Linked DNA regions of Mus musculus: regions 1 and 2 are each linked to region 3. The links are chromatin loops, found by intact Hi-C in ENCODE. Cell type or tissue: left cerebral cortex. All regions are shown on one strand. Links, peaks and the distances in the headings refer to the core of each region. The heading gives the core; the rest is flanking DNA.

Region 1 (6,804 bases), core at 2,457-4,956, 58 kb after region 3:
GGCCAGAAGAGGGCATTGGATCCCCTGGAACTGGAGTTTCAGGTGGTTGTGAGCTGCCCTGTGTATGGTGATTCACATCTGTGCTACTTGGAAAGTGGAGGCAGGAGGATCAGGAGTTCAGAGTCTGCTTTGGCTATATAGCAAGTTCAAGGCCATCCAGAGCTACAAGTGACCCTGACCAAAACAAAAACAAAAAAACAAAGATATTTGATTCCTGCCCTAGTGTGGGGTTCACTGCTCCAAACACATACAAATAGGACTAAAGTGGAAACGTAAGGGTTCTTTGGAAAGTCAGTTGTATTGGACGGAATTTTGCTGGGGCAAGCACATGAAGGACTGTTTTCCTGAAGTGAACACAGGTGAAAGACCAAAGCATAATCGTGAAGAGTCACTTTTTGATGGAGCAGACACAGGAGAGAGGATGTTCTGCTAAAGCAAGCATGTGAATGGACATGTGATGAAGGATTCTTTGCTAACAACACATGTGTATTGGTTCACCTTACATTGTGTAGTTGAGCTGTGTTTGTTGGGACTCCTTAGAATCATACAAAACTTCTGGTGGTGTGCTGCAGTTTGTTGTTGCTTCTGTGGACTCAGGCTGATTGGCAGAGTGATGTCAACTGAGACAGACACACGTACTGAGACAGACTCGTGTATAAAAGGAATATAAAACAAGACTCAACAGACAGACAGTGATGGGCTGAGCTTGGCTTGATCGCAGAAATGCTTCTTGGTCTCCTCTGATCGTCACTTCACTGAGCGAGGCACAGCCAAGGACTTCTGACATTTTTCCAGGTCCCTCCTGCTGTCTCTGCTAGGTACTGCCACCGCTGCTGATTCAAGCTATCCAGACTACCGAACTGGACTGCTGGTGAATCCATGAAGTGTTTGCGAATGGATAGAGATGCTGCTGCCTGCTAACCTGGGAAATGAACTGCCGATTTCCAGACAACAGAGATGAGATTTGCTCCAAAGAACAATTTCTAAACAGGTCCACCACCCTTTCCTGTATCCTTTCTCTCTCTCTCTTTCTCTTTCTTTCTTTTTTTTGGGGGGGGGGTGGGTTTCAAGACAGGGTTTCTCTGTGCAGTCCTGGCTGTCCTGAAACTCACTCTGTAGACCAGGCTGGCCTCGAACTCAGAAACCCGCCTGCCTCTGCCTCCCAAGTATTGGGAGTAAAGGCGTGTACCACCACTGCCCGGCTTCCTGTATCCTTTCTTTTCCACTAGGTCTGGTGGATGGTGGGCTAAAAGGGAGGTTAAAGCATTTAAGAACCACCTGTGCTACACAGAGAAACCTTGTGTGTGTGTGTTTGGGGGAGGGAGGGAGTAAGCATTGACAAAAATTAAGAGTTACATGCCGGGCATAGTGTCACATGCCTTTAATCCCAGAACTTAGGAGGAAAAGGCAGGTGGATTTCTGAGTTCGAGGCCAGCCTGGTCTACAAAGTGAGTTCCAGGACAGCCAGGGCTATACAGAGAAACCCTGTCTCAGAAAAAAAAAAAAGTTAAAAGTTACACAGGACACTCCTTAGTAAAAGGATTTCCAGAGGCTTTGACAGAACAGACCCTGGTGTGAACCTGAGCACACAGCTGCTTGTGGACACGCTGTGGGGCTCACACTTTCCCTCCCATCCCCAGGGTCTTCACAGAAGACTGTGCACCCAGAGCAGATTACTCAGAATGCCCAAGCCTCGGGCAAGGGCCGACTTGTCAGGCAAGGTACACAAATCTTTTTCCTGAGGGTTGGGCTAGCCTGAGGCAGCTCCCCTGGGCTGGTATGCCTGTGGTTGATTCTACAGTTTCTGAGAAAAACTCAGTTCCTGGGGTTCCAGCCCCCAGGGAGGCCATCACAACAGGAAGCCTCATGGTCCCTGATGAGCAGGCTCCCACTCAGGGAGATGAGGGCCCAGAAGAGACAAAGACAAAGGAACCTGGGCAGGAAAGGGGAGGGGAAAGGAAGCCTTGTAAGAAAGCAGAGGGTGGGTAGGGAGAGGGGACAGACAGCCCTGGTATGAAGGATATCTAGTGAAGGAACTCTGCCAAACATGTACACCGGACTCTGAAATGCCAGGAAGAGCCGTGGTGACCCAGAGCCAAGTGGGCACAGTGGGGACGAATGTGGCTAGGTTTTGATGGGAGGTCTGAACCAAGGGCACCCCACCCCACCATGGGTCTCCATAGGTCAGCCCCGTTTAGAGCAGTGTGGGGGTGCACAAGCACACGTTCAGCTGGGGGGGGGGGGGGGGCAAGGGACACAGTTCAGAGCTAGGAGGTTTCAGTCTGATCAAAAGGTGGCAGGAAGGGACCTTGAAATGTGAAGAGAGAGAAGGAAACCCATGGGGGTTCCACAGCTCCAACCAGAGGGACTCTGTCTAAAACTGGCCAGCCCTGGAGACAGCCCTGTGACGGCTGGGTAGGCAGTTCCCCAACCCCCCTTTGCCGGTGCCAGTCAGATGTTACCAGCTAAGCAGCCTTCCGATACACACAGCTTACACAAGCTTACACAAGCCCTTACACAAGCTGTGGACCCTGGTGGGGGTGAGGGTAGGGGTGGGGATCAATGCAGGCAGAGGAGCCTTTCTTGTGATTCACAGGAGACTGGGAGACCCTGCCAAGGGTCTTGGAGTTGACACCTCTCACAGACAGCACCCATCTGTCTAAAGGTAACATAGAGGTCTGGAGTGGGTGGGCCCTTAACCCTGGGCAGTAGAGCACACAGTCTACAGGAGTTCAAGGCCAGCCTCAGCTACACTCTGAGTGTTTAGCTAAGCTATATTAAAAAAACTAGGAGAGGAGGAGGCAGGAGAAATGATCAGGATGGCCTTAATCTAACCCAGGATTTCAAACCTTCCAGCGGGGCAGACTGGGGAGGTCCTGCCCAACCTGGGGAGACGGAGGGGTGGGGTGGGGTGTGTGTGTGTGTGTGTGTGTGTGATGGTATCTCTGCCTCCCAGGCCTGAAACTTAAGGATTCTTTGGAAAGTCAGTTGTGTTGGATGGTATTCTGCTAAGACAAACACATGAAGGGATGTTTCCCTGAAGAGACACAGGAGAAAGGATGTTCTGCTAAAGCAAGCACGTGAAAGGACTCGTGATGTAAGATTTCTCCGATAATGACACACAGGTATTGGTCCATCTTACACTGCGTAGTTGAGCTGCATCTCTTGGGACTCCATAGAGAGAAATACACCAAAAAATCTTTTAGTGGTGTGCTGCAGTTTCTTGTCGATTTCTCAAACTCGGGCCTGATTGGCAGAGTGATGTCAGCTGAGACAGACCCGTGGAGGACGTATCAAAAGGACTGGATGGACAGTGATGGTGGCTGAGCTAAGCTTGCTTACAGAGCGAGCTGTGCAAGGCTTGTTGACCTCAAGTCTGCTGGTCTTCACTTTGTTGAGAGAGGCACACAACAGTCAAGAACTTCTCCTGGTGTTCCTGGCGATCCAAATCCCTCCTGCTGACTCGTGCCAATTCAGCTGAGGCCTGGCTGTTGCTGCTGGGTTGAGCCACGCTGCTGCTATCCTGACAGTGCTGGTGGATCCATGAATTGCTTGAGAGTGGATCGAGCTGCTGCCGCCTGCTGACCTGTGAACTGAACTGCCTGTTTCCAGACAGCGCAGATGAGAGTTGCTCCAAAGAATCTTTCTACACAGGTCCACTTTCCCACACACACTCCACCCCCGTAGGTGGTAGGCTAGAAGGGAGGTTAGAACATTTAAGAAACCATCATTAGGCTTTGAAAAGTAGGCTTTGAAAAGAATTAAAGTTACACGGTCCAGAGAAAACTGCCAGAACTCCCCTTCCCCCTCTGCCGCCCTGGGAGGAGGGAAGTTGGGTGCCTTGGCCCATTCTGCACAGAGGTAAACTGAGGGTACTGGAGACTAGCCCCTCAGCAGAATGCAGGCCTAATGGGCACAGATCCCTAGTCTGACCTATGTATGAGTTAAATGCAAAATGACCGCACCAGCCAGCTGTCACCCCCGCCCTCCGCCCTCTGCTCTAGCTCTTCAGCTTTGCCCAACCCCAACCACTTTTCAAGGCCTTCCTTGACTGGGACCAAGAGAGAGAACACATCCTGGGGCACTGCTCCGAGGGACTGCAGCTTCTTCCAACCAGCTCAACCCAGTAGCATGGTTGCCAGGCAGGGAGAGTGACGCCTGCCCGCGGCCCGGTCATTCTTCACGGGCTGTGGCAGCTTGTGTAGATCTGTACTGCTCCCTCCTCCGTCACGATTAGCAGACAGTGGGCGACAAGGGTCGGTCACAGGAGCAGCTGTGGCGGCTGGGGAAGTGCTCATACCCCTAGACAAAAGTAAGGTGCCTGCTTGAGGTGAGTTGGGGAGGGGGAGGGAGGATGGGGGATGTATCACATCATGACACTGTGACCTCTGAACCCACGTGTGGGTGAGCAGGGAAAGGGACCCATGCTCCAGCCCTGGGCAGGGAAGGCTCCCAGAAAGGAAAAACACCTACCATTGGCACCCAGCCTTGCGCCAGGGACCCGACACCATGTGTCCACAGATGGGCTTTTATGAGAGGTGAGCCCTCACAGAGCTGTGAAGGACAGAAAAGAGGCTATCTCTGCCGCAGACCTCCTCTGCTCCTCCAGCTATCGTCCCTCTGGGTAGCTGTTCCTTGTGTGTCCTGTGACTCGTGTGTGCAGTGGTTTGATGCGCTATTGTTCCGAGTGTGGGGTGGTCAGCCCCAGGACATGGCAGGAAGTATGGACAAGCCTAAGGCTTTAGAAGTGCTGGTCAAAGGACCCCCTACTGGCTTCCGAGGAATGGAGGGTTCTAGGAGGGGGCAAGCCTGCCTGGGTAGAGTGTCATCTAGATCCTGGGCTGGCTAGGGCTAGCAGGAGGCAGGCCTGATAGGAGGGAGCACCTAGAAAGGAGTCCCTGTACCCTGCCTCTCCAGCCCCACAGGCCTGCTCCCCAGCCCAGGTCCTCCCCAGCCCAGGGCCCTTTTCTTCTGGGGTTTCTCTATTCCCTAAGCCTGGTTGTCCACAGTGATTTGTGGCCCTGACAAGGTGAATTGTGGGTAAAGCGGCTGTCCAAATGGGGAACAAATTGGAACAGCAGCTCTAGCTGCTGCCATCCATCACAGGGAGAACGGCGGGCCGTGTCGGCAGTGCCACCAGCCTTTGCTCGCCTGCCCCAGAGGCAAAGGAAACAGCCCTCTTCCCTCCTACAATGGGGTAGCCTTGGGGTGGCTGGGGGTTGGGGAGGCACAGGAGAGGCTGAGCTTCCTCAGTCTCAGCATTTCTTGGTCTGTCTGCCCTACTGACCTCACCGCACATTCAGGCATCTCCTGAGATGTTTGTGGCATCAGCAGAAATCAGACATAAACCTAGAATGTGTTATAATTATTATTACCATCGTCTGACTTGGTATCTCAGGCTGGCCTCAAACTCTGGATCCTCCTGCCTCAGCCCCCTGAGTACTTATATTTATATATTATTATATATAATTATATATGTGATATTATATATAATTATATATGTGAGCCGTCATGCCAGATGTCTTCATTTTCTCATTCTTATGAAATACTTAGAATGAAGTTTGTCTAAGCTCATCAGCAACAGCTACTCATCTGGACTTTGTGCCCACCTCTATAACCCCAACTCCGAGGAGACAGAGACAGGAGAATTGCTCAAAGTTCAAGGGCAGCCTGGGCTAAAAAAGACAGCTCTTGTCTCAATAAAAATAAACGAATCAATAGGCTGGAGAAAAGACCCACTGGGTAGAGTGTACAAGCTGTATGAGAATTAGAACCTGAGGTGAGATCCCCAACACACACACATAAAAGAGGTCGGGTGCAACCCCAGTGCTGAGGGGAAGACAGGCTGGGCAGTGGTTGCACACACTTGTATTCACAGCACTTAGGGGGCAGAGGCAGGCGGATCTCTGAGTTTGAGGCCGGCCTGGTCTACAGAGCAAGTTTCAGGACAGCCAGGGCTACACAGAGAAACCCCTGAAACAAAGCAAAAGGATCCCTGGGTTTACTGGCCAGCGAGTCTAGCCATCGGCACTCAAAGGTCCACATACCTGTACGCACACACAATAGAGTTCAATGTTACAAATCTACAACAGCAAATGCTGGACAGCAGACAGCTAGGAACATAGAAGATTCCATTGCCAAATCAATATTGCATGTGGCTCAAACCCCAGCTCCTGAGAGTGGTTCCTCAGAGGCCACCAGCAAGCACAGTGGTAGCCCTGGTCATTCTGTCACTTGTCCTTTGTCTAAGACTGAAGCCCTGGAACTGCAGACAGAGCACTGAGTCTGGGCGTGGGGGTGGGGCGCAGCGCAGCACGTGAGTTCTGCTACCCAGTAAGCCCCAGATGTGAAGCATCAGAGAGGAAGGCAGGACAGAAAGACAGGGAAAGGAGGTGGGAGACAGCTTGGTCTGGGAAGTGTTTCTGATGCGAGCAGAGGGGCCTGCATCTGACCCCTAAACCCAGGTGAAAAGCCAACCAGCCGCAGGGCTGGACAGACACCCGGCCATTGAGAGTACTTGTGGACTGGCTTGGTCCCCAGCAGACCCCAGGTGGCTCACAGCCATAGATGTCTCCAGTTCCACGGATCTCAGTGCCCTCCTCTGTCCTCCACAGGCACCTGCACGCACACAGTGTGCATACAAACAGACAGACAGACCTACAGACCAGGTGGGGGGTAGAGGGAAGAGGAAAACATTTTCAAAGAGAAGGGAAATTATCAGAGCATGGAGAGAAAGGCCCCACAGCCAGGAGTCTTGTCTGAGCCCCTTCTGAGAATCAACAATTCCAGCACAAACATTTGCTG
Region 2 (6,804 bases), core at 2,193-4,692, 83 kb after region 3:
TTCTGGGGACTCTGGAGAAGGACTAAATGTCAAAGTCTTGAGAGGGGTGGGAGGTGCTCCAAAAGGAGGAGAAGGAGGAGGAAGTGGTGGCGGAGGCTGCTGCTCCCTCATGCTGCTCCTGGTTGCTGTTGTTGCGGTTTGATGGGAAGAAGTTGGAAATAGCCTAAAGATAAAGACTGGACTGGCCCAAAGGAACTCTACACCCCTAACCAGCAGGAAGTGGCCTATAGAAGTCTGTGGCCCCTTTTCCCTCTAGTCTCCTCTCTCTCCTGTCTAGTGTTGGGAGTTTGGAAGGGAGGTACAGATGTAAGAACCGAGAAAAACAGTAAAACAAATATGCCAACATACTCCGACTTGGGTTTTTTTGTTTGTTAGCTTGCTTTGGTTTGATACAGGGTCTTATAATGTTTCTTGGCTAACTTGGAACTATGTAGACAAGTCCTGACTTTGAACTCACAGAGATCCTCCTGCCTCTGAAGGCTCTCTGCCCGGAGTGTGTACCACCACACACAACTTCTAACTTGTTTTTCTAAAACCACGAGCCACTCATCTCACAAGCTCTTGTAAAGCACCACCGTATGCAGGACACAGAGCTAAGCCTGGGAGACACAGCGAGGCTGATCCAGCAGGCACGGTGACAGAGCAAGGACACAGTCCCAGGCATGCACACGTGTCCCCGTGACTCCCCAGCGCCCACGAGCTCACCAGGCCCTGCTGCTCTGTGTTCCTTCCAACTGTTGGTAGCTCCATCCTGGGGAAAGATGATTCCCATTTGGAGAAAGTGTCACAGTCATTGCATCAGGTGTGGCCGACCAGGGGAGGCAGCAGTCTGGGCACATCTCTCATCTGCCCTCCGCAGTGAGGGAAACAAAGAGGTTGTGCCTTGGTGAAGGAACACACAGGACAGCCAGCAATATAGAGAGCTTGGACCTAAGCCCATCTTTCCTGGGTCTGAGAAGCTGACAGCCAAGGGCCTCCATCCTCCTTACACATTGCACTGTGCTGGGATTGGTCCCTCCTAAGCTCCTGATGTCACCAGGAGAAGAGTGGGGAGGGACCTCCAAAGCCCCCAGGATGATGAGGTCCCCAAACTTCTTATATAACAACTGAGCTACTGAGTCAGGGTAGGCCCACCATATATGGAGCACCTCAGTATATATACTACAGCATACATACCATATACACTATATGATACACTCAGTATACATACTATATTATACACATCATATACACTATAGAGTACAGACTGGGCAGGCTGCCTCTATCCTATTCATCATCTATTCAGTGTTCAAAGTGCCCTGGCTAGGCAGCCGGTCACCCCTAGTGTGGTGGTTGGAATGAGAAAGGCCTGCGCAGGCTCAGAGACTTGAACACTCGATCTCATTAGTTGGAACTGTTTGGGAAGGATTAGGAGGTGTGGCCTTGCTGGAATGGGTGTATCACTGCAGTGGGGGAAGGGCTTTGGGGTTTCAAAAGACTCTGCCATTTCCAGTCAGCTTCCTTTCTCTTTTGCTCCTGGTTATAGATCAAGATGTGAGTTCTCAGCTGCTCCTGCCACACCTTTGTTCAGCCACCATGGCCTGTATCTTTCTGGAACCAAAACTCTGATTAAACGCTTTCTTTTATAAGTTGCTTGGTCACTGTTTTATCTCAGCAAGTACCTAAGACGCCCCATATTCATGAGAAGGGGCTACAGTCAAGCTGAACCCCAATAATTTTCAACGGTAACAACCAGAAATGGTAAAGTGCTTTTTGAGTCATGTTTGTTTGGTTTTGTGGGATGGGGTATGGGAGGGAGTAGCTCTTTGCCCTGAGGACGGGAGAACAACTTGGCAGACTTTTGTGTGCCGGCTGAACCCTGTCTGGGCTGGCACGGGCAGCTTTGGTTGGGGCACATGGTTTTTGGAGGTGCCATGGCTTCGCTGGTATGTCCCCTTTCATTCAGCAGAAGGAAGGGTGGGGAAGGAGGGCACTGTACCCTGGCCAAAGTCACTCTCAGGGAAGTCAGCGGCCTGAGCATGAGCATCTAAGTGAGGGGACCCCAGCTGAGGCTGGAGCCACGTGGCAGGGGGCTAGGGAGTAACAGAGACCCAGGACACAGAGACTCCAGCACCTCAGCCATGTTTCTTTACGTTCTACTTAGTTTTGTTTTTTACATAGAACAAATCCTAAGGAAAGCTGGCTTAACCTCCCGGAAACTGGGAATAAAGCTTAGAGGGAGGGGATTGGGGGAGAAAGCCGTTGGCCTGAAAATGCCTCCCTTGAGAGTAGGAGGGGATGGCTGGGTGGATAAGGCACCTGCAGGCAGAGCCGGGATGGTTGTCACACTGGGTACCACACAGGCAGAGCCACTGCTGTGGCTGTGGAGAACGTGTGAGAATTCCTCAGGGATCCCCTGAACCATTTTGGCAGGGAACCCAGAAAAAACAAATGGTGGGTGAGGAAGGAAGCTGGGGACACTGGTGGCACCTGGGCTACCACGGAGGAGGAAATGGATGGGACAGAGTCCAAAGCCCCTGTCAACACCTTGCTCTGTGGGTGCAGCTCAGCACTGGAACCAGGGTCTCCTGGTTGGTTGAGTGACCAGTGAGCCTGTGCTCTTGCTGGCTGCCTTCCTGTGAGTGTGAGCATGCGTGAGCACGTGCACACACACACACACACACACACACACACTGTCTTCCTTCCAGTAGGCTCAGATTGACTGTTTACTTCCCTGCCTGTCCAAGCAGTCATTGGATCCCTTTTTCCATATTAAGCAGTTGCTGTCATAGCCACTTCACACCTGCTCACATCTTTCCTCTCTGTGTCCTACAAGCAGGTTTCTGACAAGTCCATTTCCCTACAAAGAGGAGAGGAGGGGTTTGGAGGTGAGGTGATGGGAGGGTCTGTCTAAAAACAGGAGTCCAGCAATTCTGAGCTCCAAGCCCCACCTAGCCAGGGCTCAACAGAGGCCACAGCCCATGGGGGAGCTGGAGAGACCTCCTTGGGGCTCCTCAGCACCAGATGTGCCTATACATCAAACATGTAGACCCATGTGTGATGGAGCTTTTAAGACCCAGGCATTCACGAAGAGAGGCTACTCAAGAGTTCTGGGGGCCAGGAATGTAGCCAAGTTGGTAGCACGCTTACCCAGCTGGGACTTGAACCCCCAGCACCAGGTAAACTGGAGATGGTGGTACCCGTCTAGTACTTAGAAGGTGGAGGCAGGGGGATTTGAAGCCTAAAGTCAAAAATCATTCTTAGGGGCTGGAGAGATGGCTCAGTAGTTAAGAGCACTGACTGCTCTTCCAGAGGTCCTGAGTTCAATGCAACCACATGGTGGCTCACAACCATCTGTAATGAGATCTTTTCTTTCTTTCTTTCTTTTTTTCTTTCTTTCTTTCTTTCTTTCTTTCTTTCTTTCTTTCTTTTTTTTTATAAAAACTGAAGGAACAGTTCCTAATTCTTTTTTTTTTTAAGATTTATTTATTTATTATACGTAAGTACACTGTAGCTGTCTTCAGACACACCAGAAGAGGGCATCAGATCAACCATTACAGATGGTTGTGAGCCACCATGTGGTTGCTGGGATTTGAACTCAGGACCTCTGGAAGAGCAGTCAGTGCTCTTAACCACTGAGGCATCTCGCCAGCCCCCCGTAATGAGATGCAATGCCCTCTTCTGGTGTGAAGACAGCTACAGTGTACTCGCATACATAAAATTAATCTTTAAAAAAGTCATTCTTAGCATGGAGTGTGTTTGAGGATAGTTACTTTTCACTTTGCTTTGCTTCTCCTCCTCCTCCTCCTCCTCCTCCTCCTCCTCCTCCTCCTCCTCCTCCTCCTCCTCCTCTTTCCCATTTCTGGGGACGTCTGCACTGACCCCAGTCCCACATTTGGGCTGACTGTCATTGGCTATCCCAGTAGTTTTAGGCTGTTTGTTATTTTCTATCCCACCGTTTAGCTTCCCAGGCACATTGCCTGCTGGCTTCCTGTCAGTCTCGCCCATAGAGGCTGCTGACTGGAGACTGGTGGGAGGGAGAAGAAACGCCACTGTGTTCTCCTCGATGGTTTGGGGTGTCTGCAAGCAGCTGCTTATCCTAGCATTGGTTGGCTTCCATGGCTTACACACACACACACACACACACACACACACACACACACACACACACACGCATACACACGCACTTGTAGCTCCAGCCTGGAAGGCTCCTGGCATAGCCCTTGTCTTGCAGCCCAGTGTCTCAGCATTTCTGAGTCACCATCCAAGGCAAACCAGGTCCCACACCCAGTCATCTGCTCATCTCCTGTCTCTTTTCAGCAGTTCCGGGGCCTCCTAATTCCTTCAGGGAGCCACCTGGAAGAGCTCGGCTCCAGCTGAGGGAGATGGTGAGATAGCTCATCCTGTAACCTCAGGATTTGGGAGGTAGAAGCAGGAGACTCAGCACAGAGCCATCCTTGCCTACATAGCAGGTTCAAGGCCAGCCTGGACTACCTGTCTCAAAACCGAACAATAGGCTGAGTGTGGTGCCACACACCTGTAGCCCCAGCACTTGGAAGCAGAGATAGATGGGTCTCTGTGAGTTCAAAGCCAGCCTGGTCTACATTGTAATTCCAGGCCAGCCAAAGAAACTCAGTGAGACCCAGACTCAGAATTAAAACAAAACAAAAACACCCACCCTTAAGCAAACAAACCCACCCTCGGGTCCCCTCTGGCCCTGTCTGACCTTCAACATCTTGGAGGTGGTCTGCTGCTTCCTTGCACCTGGCCCCAGGCGCCTCCTGGCACCTGAATCCTTGGTCCCCACCCATCCTCATCTCCCAGCCTGCTTCTGGCCTCCCGACTGATGTCTTTACCTCCCACAATCCACTTTACAGCACCCAGAATGACCCAGTCCTGCCCCCTTCCTGGCACCCACACTCAGCTTCTCCCTGCCTAGAAGGATGCTCTCGTGTTTGAAAGGTCTGTACGTGTTCTGCTGAAGGGCCTGGGTCCTCGGGTCTGATGGTAGGAGGCTTTAGGTTTGAACAATGGACGAGCAGCTGCTTTGGATAGAAACAGCCTGGACCGAACACACCAGGGAGCCCCAGCCCTGCCCAGAGGAAGCCAAGTCTCTCTGTCTTTAGCAACTGACACTCAAACTTCAGGGAGCCGAATCACATTGTCAGGTGGGGGTGAGGGCACAGTCCCTCAAGTCTCCTGATAGGAATGGGCCCGGTGGCCGAGGCTGGCAGAGCCCTCGGGCTCATGCTGACTGCTTTGCTGCAGGGAACTCCGTACCTCCTGGGGTCTGAGCCGTGACCCACGAACTGCAGGGGGGGGGGTGAGCATGGAGGTGACCTTGTGCTAACTTGCCCTCTGGGAGCAGAAATCCTGTCCCTCCCACCCTGTCCCCTCCCCACTCCCACACCTCTCTCCACCCACAGCAGCAAAGACTCTGCGTGAGCCTGAGAGACAGGTGCTGGTGTTGGCTCTTTTCTTTTAAGAAGAAAAACAATGAAGAAGCAAAACCCAGGAAATGGAGGAGGGAGGGGGAAGAGAAACCCACGTTCTGAAAGAAGGTTACCTCAGCCAATTGCACACACACCCCACACCCAGACTTGGCCAGAAGGGCACAGAACTGAGAGACACCCTGGCCTTCTGACCCCCTCCCTTCCTGGAGTTCCCCCTCGTACTCCTAGCTTCTGGACTCCAGATCACTCGCCTCCACCCACCATTCTGTAGGAGGAGATTCCCTGGTGGCAGCCTCAGGTAGCCTCTGCAAAGCTCCAGTGTTCTCCTCAGATCTCAAGGATCGGCTTTCAGTGGCTGCCTCTCTTATCCCCCTCCCTCAGAGAGAGTTTAGCTTTCGTGGAGTCTGGACGGTCTTCCTGCCATCCTCACTGACCGTGGACCAGCTGGACGGACTCTCTCTCTCTCTCTCTCTCTCTCTCTCTCTCTCTCTCTCTCTCTCGTGTGTGTGTGTGTGTGTGTGTGTGTGTTTATGTCTGTCCTCATCTAAGGAGGCCAGAGATATTGCACCCCCTGGGACTGGAGTTACAAACATTTGTGAGCCTTCATGAGGATGGTGGAAATCAAACCCAGATCCTCTAGAAGAGCAGCCAGTGCTCAACTGCCAAGCTATCTCTTTAGCCCTTACTCTACCAGGCTAACCCTGTCCAGCCCTGCCCACCCCAGCCTATCTAACCCCATAAGGAGCTATCTTCTCACTGTGCACAGCATCTATCAGTGAGGTCCCAAGCCAGTTCCATGCAGATCTGGACCCCCTCTGCAGATGGAGACTCTCAGAGGAAGAGCCTCTTCCTTGGTCTGGCAGAGAGGGCCAGGCTGCCACCACGGGCTTTGACAAATTGGCCCAGTGTGGATCTGACATGCTCGTGGCTGAGGGAAGGAGGGCTAGGATCATCTTCTCAGGGAACCCCTCCCGTGAGAACTAAGGAGCAGGCCCACCTACAGCAGTAGTGCTGCAGCAGAGCCAGCCCACGCTCTCCCTCCATCTTCCTGATCTCTCCTTTTCCTGAGTACCCTTGAATGAGGGGCAATTATTCCAGAGACTCAGCAGGGGATGTTTTCCTGCCCTGAGGGAAAGGGGAAATATGTCCAAGTCTATTTGTTTAAATTATTCAGCCACCGGAGCACCAAAAGGCATGACAAGAGAGCCAGGGTTTGCCAGAGCTCAGCCCGTCAGCACCGCGGACAGCGCCAGTCCAGGCTAGGGCCCCAGGTGGCTGTAGGCTCAAAGCCGAGAAGAAGGAGGGGAAGAGGGGGTCTTTCTCTCTCTTCCCTTCCTTTCACTGCAGCTTGAGGGGACATTGGATGAGGAAT
Region 3 (6,804 bases), core at 2,897-5,396:
CCCTACTGCTGCTGCTGCTGCTGCTGACTGCACACACCCTTGACTGAGCACTAGATCCATCCACGCAGGTTTCTGACCTCTCTTTGCCTCCTGGAGCCTCCATGCCTCTTCCCAGAGAACCAGCTAAACTCAGTTCTTCACGCTGGCACCCAAGAGGCACATCTACTTGCATACTCCATCTGCACCCTTTCTCCGTGTGAAAGAATCCTCAGGGTAACTGGACAGAGAGACACCCCCCCACACACACACACACCCCTCGGCCTCTTCTCTCAAATGAACACCTGCTGATGGAGAGTGAAAACCCACTGTGCCACAGGTCTGGGCAGCTGGGATGGAAGTCATCAGCCTTCCTCTTTGTCCCAGCACCATGTCTGGAAGCTTCCTTCCCTGTCTGGGTTCTAAGCCCATCCTCCGGTAGTGAGGTCACTCTTAGTTGGATGGTATGCTCTAGAGACTGCAAAAAGGCCAGGAGCTGCAGGAAAGCATTCGTGGGTGCCGATGATAGCTGAGCTCTGAGTAGGTAGTACCAGGGTGGGCGGGTCATGGGCTTTGAGTCCTGGTGCCCAGGGAGGTACCTTGAACTTGAGAGTAACTCGAGGCAGAGAGGCAAAGTGGGGACTTTGCCAGTGACCACTTTGTGATCTCTTGTAGGAGACAGACTATTTGTTGAGGGAGTGGTTGGCTTTGAGAGGGATGCCAAGCAAGTCTTCGCGAGAGGCTTTGGCATAGATGCAGGGGGTCTGCCATGCTGTGGGGGAGGAGCATGGGGCTAGCAAACTTTTAAATGCTGAGGTAGCTGCACTGCTCCCTCAGCTCCTGCTTGCTTCCTGGGATGCCCTGATAACTCCCAAAGCATCAGAATTCTTGCAACTCAGCCAGTAGTGGCTGGGTGGGAGTTGCAGGGAGGTGCTCAGAACTTAAGAGTGAAACACCACTCCAGATGTGGTGGTGACAGCCAGGATGTGGCCCTGTAGGGGATGGAAGGAGCAGATGGCCAGAGAGACTGGAGCCTTGGCTGAGGAGGCAGAAGTGACAGACACCCACAGAAAGCCAGTGGCATGTCTTCCTTCCTCCCTCAGCGCTTGCAGCCCGTCCCCAGTCTGGAAGAAACTGCACTTGGCCTGTATCGCCTATACACAGAAGGCAGTCTTCAGCTTTCTCTAGCAGTCCCAGATTGCCACTAACTGACCCTCTCGCCAACATTTCATAAGGCCTTCCTAGTGATACCAGCGTATATATGAAAATAGTATGTTTGTATGGATCGGGGCGGGGAGGGGGGCGGGGAGTGGGGGACAGGTCGGGGCAGCGGCTATTCCTCTTGAGGAAAAGCCCTGGACTGAAGAAGAAAAGGGAATACTGGCTCTGACCCAAGGTTGCCTAAGCTGTGAATGACTGTGCTGGGGGAGGGGCCGTTCCAGGCCACTGGCGTGCAGAAACTGAAGTTGGCCTTAAGCCCAGCGGGCATGCCTCCTTCAGGTCCATTACCCTCTCTTCCCTGGACAGAAGTAGGATGGGGATAGAGTGTATGATGACGGAGGCTTTATCTGTGGTCGAGAAGGACTTAAGAGAGTCTCACCCTGGCCCTCGGAGGCCCATGGCTTGCTTGGCTCTTTTTCTGTTCTCCTTAGCTTCCCTGGCTGCATGTTTGCTGAGCATTTTCTCTACTGGGTGAAAGTCCAGACGGAGGGAGGGAGACAATCTCGTGCGTGCGCATGCACATGCGTGCCACTACGATTTGGTATCTTAAGAAGTGACGGAGGGCATCTCAGAACTATCTAGCCGCCTTTCCGCCCACAGGAGAACGCATTCTCATTTACCCTCGGGGCTTTGGGGAGGGGGTGTCTCTTCTTCCCGCCTTTTCCAGGTCAACCCCATTCCTTTTGCACTGCACCAGGCCAGAGCCTCTCGTGAAGCCTTGTTTGGCCTCCCCAGCCAGAGCCCCAAGGGAGAAGAGCTCCCTAGACACCCAAGCCTCAGTTCAGATGAGCCACACTCCACTCTTTCCCGTTGAGCTTTTGAAGTTAGCACATTCTGTTTTCTGGGTTGGAATGAGAATGTGTCTCCCCACCCTCAGTCCTGACCCCTTGAGCGCACTAAAATGATTACGAAGGCTTTTCTCTGGAAGAAACTTGAGTCTGGGAGCTCAGAGAAGACCTCTACAGGAAAGCTGGCCTCTGCCTGGGCAACTGGGCAACTGTGCATCTTGTCGCCACAGGCCTGGGTGGACAGCCGGCCCTCTTGTTTCAATCCTCCTTACCTACTTGGCCACTTCAACCCCCACTGTTAGTGGCCTTGTGCCCTAAGTTATTTCCAGATCAGCCTCTGAGGCAGAGACTCTGTCGGCCCATGCTATTTCTTCACCCCAGGCCTCCCTTGGCTGGCTTACTGAAGATATATAAATGTGGCGGCCCTCAGGTCAGCTGGGACCAGAAAAGACAAGAGTATAGCACTCCACTCTCAGCCAGGCTGACTGGTTTTAGAAGAAGTCATCAGAAGCATGGTGAAGTAGTAACTGGTTTGTCTTACTAGACAATCATGAATGGATTTAACAGGCAGGGAGGCACTGTCCTAGCTAGACCCTGGGGACCATATGTCATGAAGATTGGACAGAGCCAAACTGACCCTCTGGCACCTAGTGGACTCTTCTAAGAAACAGAAGTGTGTCTGCAGAACAGAGGAGCCTGAGTGGGGACCAGGCAGAGTCCAGGGACTCAGCAGGGGTCGCAGTCCTAGGAGATGGATCACAGGGAGGAGGCCTGACACGCCTAGCTGCCCCCTCCGAGGAAGGTGAGGCTGCAGGTGCTGGCCCTGGTGTTGCTGGGCATGCCCACAACTCTGTCTGTCTGTGTTTCTGGGATTGGACCTTTAAAGGAAGGGAAGCCGTGATCTGATTCTGCAATTCTTCTGCCCTTGCACCGTCCTTGTCCCTGCCCATGCCCCCATGCCCACGCCTCTCCCCACGCAGGATGCATCCAGCCACAGCTTGTGCTGCTTGCTGGCCCAGGGAGGAGAGGGCACTTGAGCCTCAGGAGCCCCGGGGGACCTTGCCTACCAGCCCGGAAGCCCATAGCCAGCCCATCAGCTCTCTGGGTGGCCGGAAAGGTTGGCTTGACATATAGCCTCAAAAGTAAACTCCTTACGGTCACCATATGCTGCTGACAACTGGATCTTGGACTTCTGAGTGGGGTTTCCTAAAAGAGAATAACATGAACCCCTGAACAGAGGCACTCAAAGACTCTGGGTGGGCGGGTTTCCTCCTCCATGAGGTGGGTGGCTTATGTACAGAAGTGCTTCAGAGTGTGTCCAAACACTTTTTTTTTTTAATTCCCAAGCCCTGGGCTTGGTACCAGCCTTGCTATTTTCTTTTTTCTGTCCTTAAAGTCCAATCCTCTGCACCTTTTTGTTCTCACCCCTCCATCTGGGCCTCTCCCACCCCACACAGGCTGATCCCCTGCACTTGCTGGCCTGGCCCTCAGTGGCCACCTTTGGCAGCCTGCAAGATGGATCTCGGAAAGGGCAGAGAGGAGGAAAGAGGGGCCAGGCCAGGCATGTATAGACCAGGTCTTCCTAAAAGCCTGCCTGGGCCACCCCGTGGGGGTGAACCCAGGGCTACTGTCCCCTGAGTAGATTGTGGGGTTGGGGGAGAGGCCTGCCCCCCCCCCAGCAATCTGCTCGCAGCCACAAAATAGTGAAAACAAGCACAAAAACAGAGGCATAGGGTGGGGGTGGGGTGTCAAATTTGGGGACAGTCTCTGGGAATTGTTACCAAACTTTTGAAACACAAAAACCAAAGGAATAAAAGCAGTTGATAATTAAGTACATAATTGTGCACACCACTTGTTAATTAAGCTTTTTCTCCTAAAACCTGACAGAATCTGCTTACAAGGTGATAGCTGAGGGGAGGTGACATATGGCAGGCCATCTGTGACGTGAAAGCGTTGCAATGAGAGCTTCTGCACCCACGGGGGGGGGGGGTGGCATGTTGTGAGGAGCAGGTGCTGTACAGAGGTTTCTGGAGTGGAGCAATTTGTCTTCATTCTCTGCAGAGTTGGTAGTACCCGGTGAAGACAAAATCATTGGAAAGAAGCGAGTGACTCCCCTCTCCTCCAAACTGTGTGCCTGCCCTGCCGGAGGCAGTGGGGCGTGGCACTCCATGGTCCATGTTCTGTGTGTCTCTGCTTGCTGTGGCACATGTCTCTGGTGCTCAGCTTTGAATTCTGGCAGGAAAAAAAAATAAAGCAGGACAGAAACTGGAGACTGCTCTTCAGAGAAGGAGAGCAAAAGGGAACAAGAGCCTGTCCTCACTCCCAATCAGCCCCGTGCTGACCTTCCCCATTAGCACATGGCTCTCGAGTTCTCTCTCTCTCTCTCTCTCTCTCTCTCTCTCTCTCTCACACACACACACACACAGACCATCTCCCCTTGAGGACCCCTCTTCACTGTAAAATGGAGATATATTACCTACCTTGGCTACAGACTGGGTGAATAGATGATCTGCTAAGATGCCAGAAAACACTTATGGAACAGATAGGAAGCTTTGAAGATATATGGAGTTATTTAGAAGCACTTGGACTCTATATGTGACTTTGAGATTCTATGTTCACTGAGCTCTTGGCCTGTAGCTAGAGCTACACAGCAGGCCAAGCCTAGAGCCATGGGCTCCAGGGGCCCTGGGGAGGATAGGCTGATCACTTCAAAGAGGTATTCCACCTGATAGCTGATACCCACTTTCTCCTCCTGGGAAACAGGAGGGACCATTTTGCTAAACAATATCCACATACAGATACAGAAATGGTCAGCTGCCGCTGCCCATCTAGAGCAGCTTTTGGTCTCTTCTCTGTGGCCTCTTAGTTGAGTCACATAGTACAAAGCATGGTGGTCTGTGCATAGGGAAGCCCTCCCTGCCCCCTTGTGCTGTTCCCACAGGACTCAGCCCAGTCACGGGGTTTGGGGACCTCAGTGAAAAGACCAAACGGCTGTTAACAAATATGGTTTCTCTCTTGCTTTAAGCCCTGTCTTTGAGTCTTAGATGAGTGGAAAGGTGCTGTGTGCATTCTATGACATCTGTCCCAGAGTTGGCTGAGCCACATAAGGGACAAACGGAATATCAGCAGCCATAGCGGTACTCGCGGGGCTAGCCTCACACTGCCCATCTAGTTCCTTCAAAGAGGTATTCCTGCCCCCCCCAGCCTTTTTCTTTCACAGGAGTGTCCCATTTCTATGGGGGCGTTACCCATGGCTTCCCATACATACATCCTCTTCTGCCAGGTCTGTAGCACTCCAGATATTTCCTCATTACACTTTTTTCTTTGCAGGAAGCCCAGGAAGCTCCTGACTCATGAGGAGGGTACAGTGTGACCCTCCCTAGCAAGCAGGGGCCAGTCTCGATAGCCAGTCCTACTGAGTGTACACAGACAGTATCTGAGTATCTTCTAGGGCCTTCTCCACTAAGCATCTGGGATTTCTTACCTAACCTTTAAAGGAAGGAGTAGGTGGTTCTGGAGTCCCAGGTCCCAAGCAGGGATGTGTCACACAGGCATACAGATTGGTGCCACATCCTCAGTCAAGTCACCGCAGGATGGAAAGGGAGTGCTCCTGCCCTGTCACCTCCCACACGAACTGGTTTTCAAAAAGAACTAGGGGGTCTGACATCCCCGACTAACTCCTGCTTTACAGAGAGGGAGAACCAGGCCTCCACGCAGGAGGGATGCACTGGAAGTTAGAACAAGAGGTCTCTGGTCTTGGAGCCACACCCTCCTTTACACACTCAGAATCCTAACTCAGGCTACCTGGTTCTATGAATTCCAATCACATGAACGAGGTGCCTCCAGCAGGGTTGGTTGGTTTTAAGAGATGATTTTGGAAGAGAGAAAAGCCAACGTCTGCTGCTTGGGACAGGCTATTTCCCAGGATGGTGCCGAGGTGTCCCCTGGAGCTCATAAGTGACATGTGTCTAGGACATGTTAAACTGCCAAGACTGACATCTCCTTTTGGACATGCTTTTCTTGGGAGAAAGGGGGTCAGATTAGGACTTAGTTGGGGGTTCGGGGATGGAAAATGGAGGCCAGAGAAGAGTTCAGACCCACCCCAGGTGGGTGCTCATGATGTAACCCCAGAGAGGAACCAAGCAGAGACTCTCCAGGGTGCCTGGTCGCATGGTACTAGGTAGGATTTGCCAGCACAGCTCCGTCTCAGGGCTGCCCCATGGCGGTGCTGAGGTTGAATCAGCACAGATCTTGGGCCAGAGAAGGCAGGATCTGTAAAGCAGACCTCTGATGAGGGGCATGGCCTAGAGTGGGGATGGAGAGAGAGCCCTGTTCAGGCTTTCAAGTGAGGGCAGTGGCTGCAGAGGCAAAGGAGAAAGATGTAGGAGTGAGTGGCCAGCTGGCATTCCTGAGAGGTGTCCTCAGGCAAGGGAGCCTCAGTGGACTGATTCTTCTCTAGTAGCTGGCTGCTAGTCAGCCCTCCTCTGCAGAGGAGGGAATGGCTCAGTGAAGGCCAGAAATGGCAGACAAAGGCACAGGATCTACACCAGCCTACAGAGCGAGCACCTTCCCTCATCTTGAGGGGCCTACAGCCTAACATGGCCAACCTATAGCTGCCTGGCACCAGGCATCTCTGGGAAGCTCCAGGAGCCAGAAGAATCTCACAGAGACAACTGGTGCTCACACCACACCTACCCCCAACAAGTGGGATGGGGGTTCACTTACACATGGCTGTGATCCAGGCACCTCTTCCCATAGACAGTTGATGCTGGCAAGACCAAGACCTAAGGACTACTGTCTCTCTGGAGTATACAGGTCA

What was found. Peaks named below come from ENCODE experiments on the same cell type or tissue, not always from the same donor. Only the 100,000 strongest peaks of a DNase experiment are listed, where the experiment ranks them.
Region 1: it touches region 3 in a loop (1.9-fold over the local background); 5 of 42 quality-filtered maps call a loop at or near these places.
Region 2: a loop joins it to region 3, with 2.0 times the contacts of the local background. A loop is called at or near these places in 6 of 42 quality-filtered maps.

Annotation. Positions count from the first base shown.
Region 1 is chr17:27,254,299-27,261,102 of GRCm38, reverse strand. No RefSeq gene overlaps it. Among named protein-coding and RNA genes, the nearest start is that of 9630028I04Rik, 9.6 kb to the right of the region's middle. In left cerebral cortex, for the core only: a CTCF peak has its summit at 3,573 (motif pointing left); a DNase peak (open chromatin) is centred at 3,550.
Region 2 is chr17:27,228,612-27,235,415 of GRCm38, reverse strand. It overlaps 9630028I04Rik (RIKEN cDNA 9630028I04 gene), which reads left to right. Exons shown (of 3, transcript NR_131118.1): 3 at 1-341. Among named protein-coding and RNA genes, the nearest start is that of 9630028I04Rik, 16 kb to the left of the region's middle. In left cerebral cortex, for the core only: a CTCF peak has its summit at 3,550 (motif pointing right); DNase peaks (open chromatin) are centred at 2,751, 3,639, 4,072, 4,184 and 1 more place.
Region 3 is chr17:27,312,324-27,319,127 of GRCm38, reverse strand. Mir7214 (microRNA 7214) reads left to right here and starts at 2,033; the gene lies at 2,033-2,093. In left cerebral cortex, for the core only: no CTCF peak of the experiment used is centred there; a DNase peak (open chromatin) is centred at 4,007.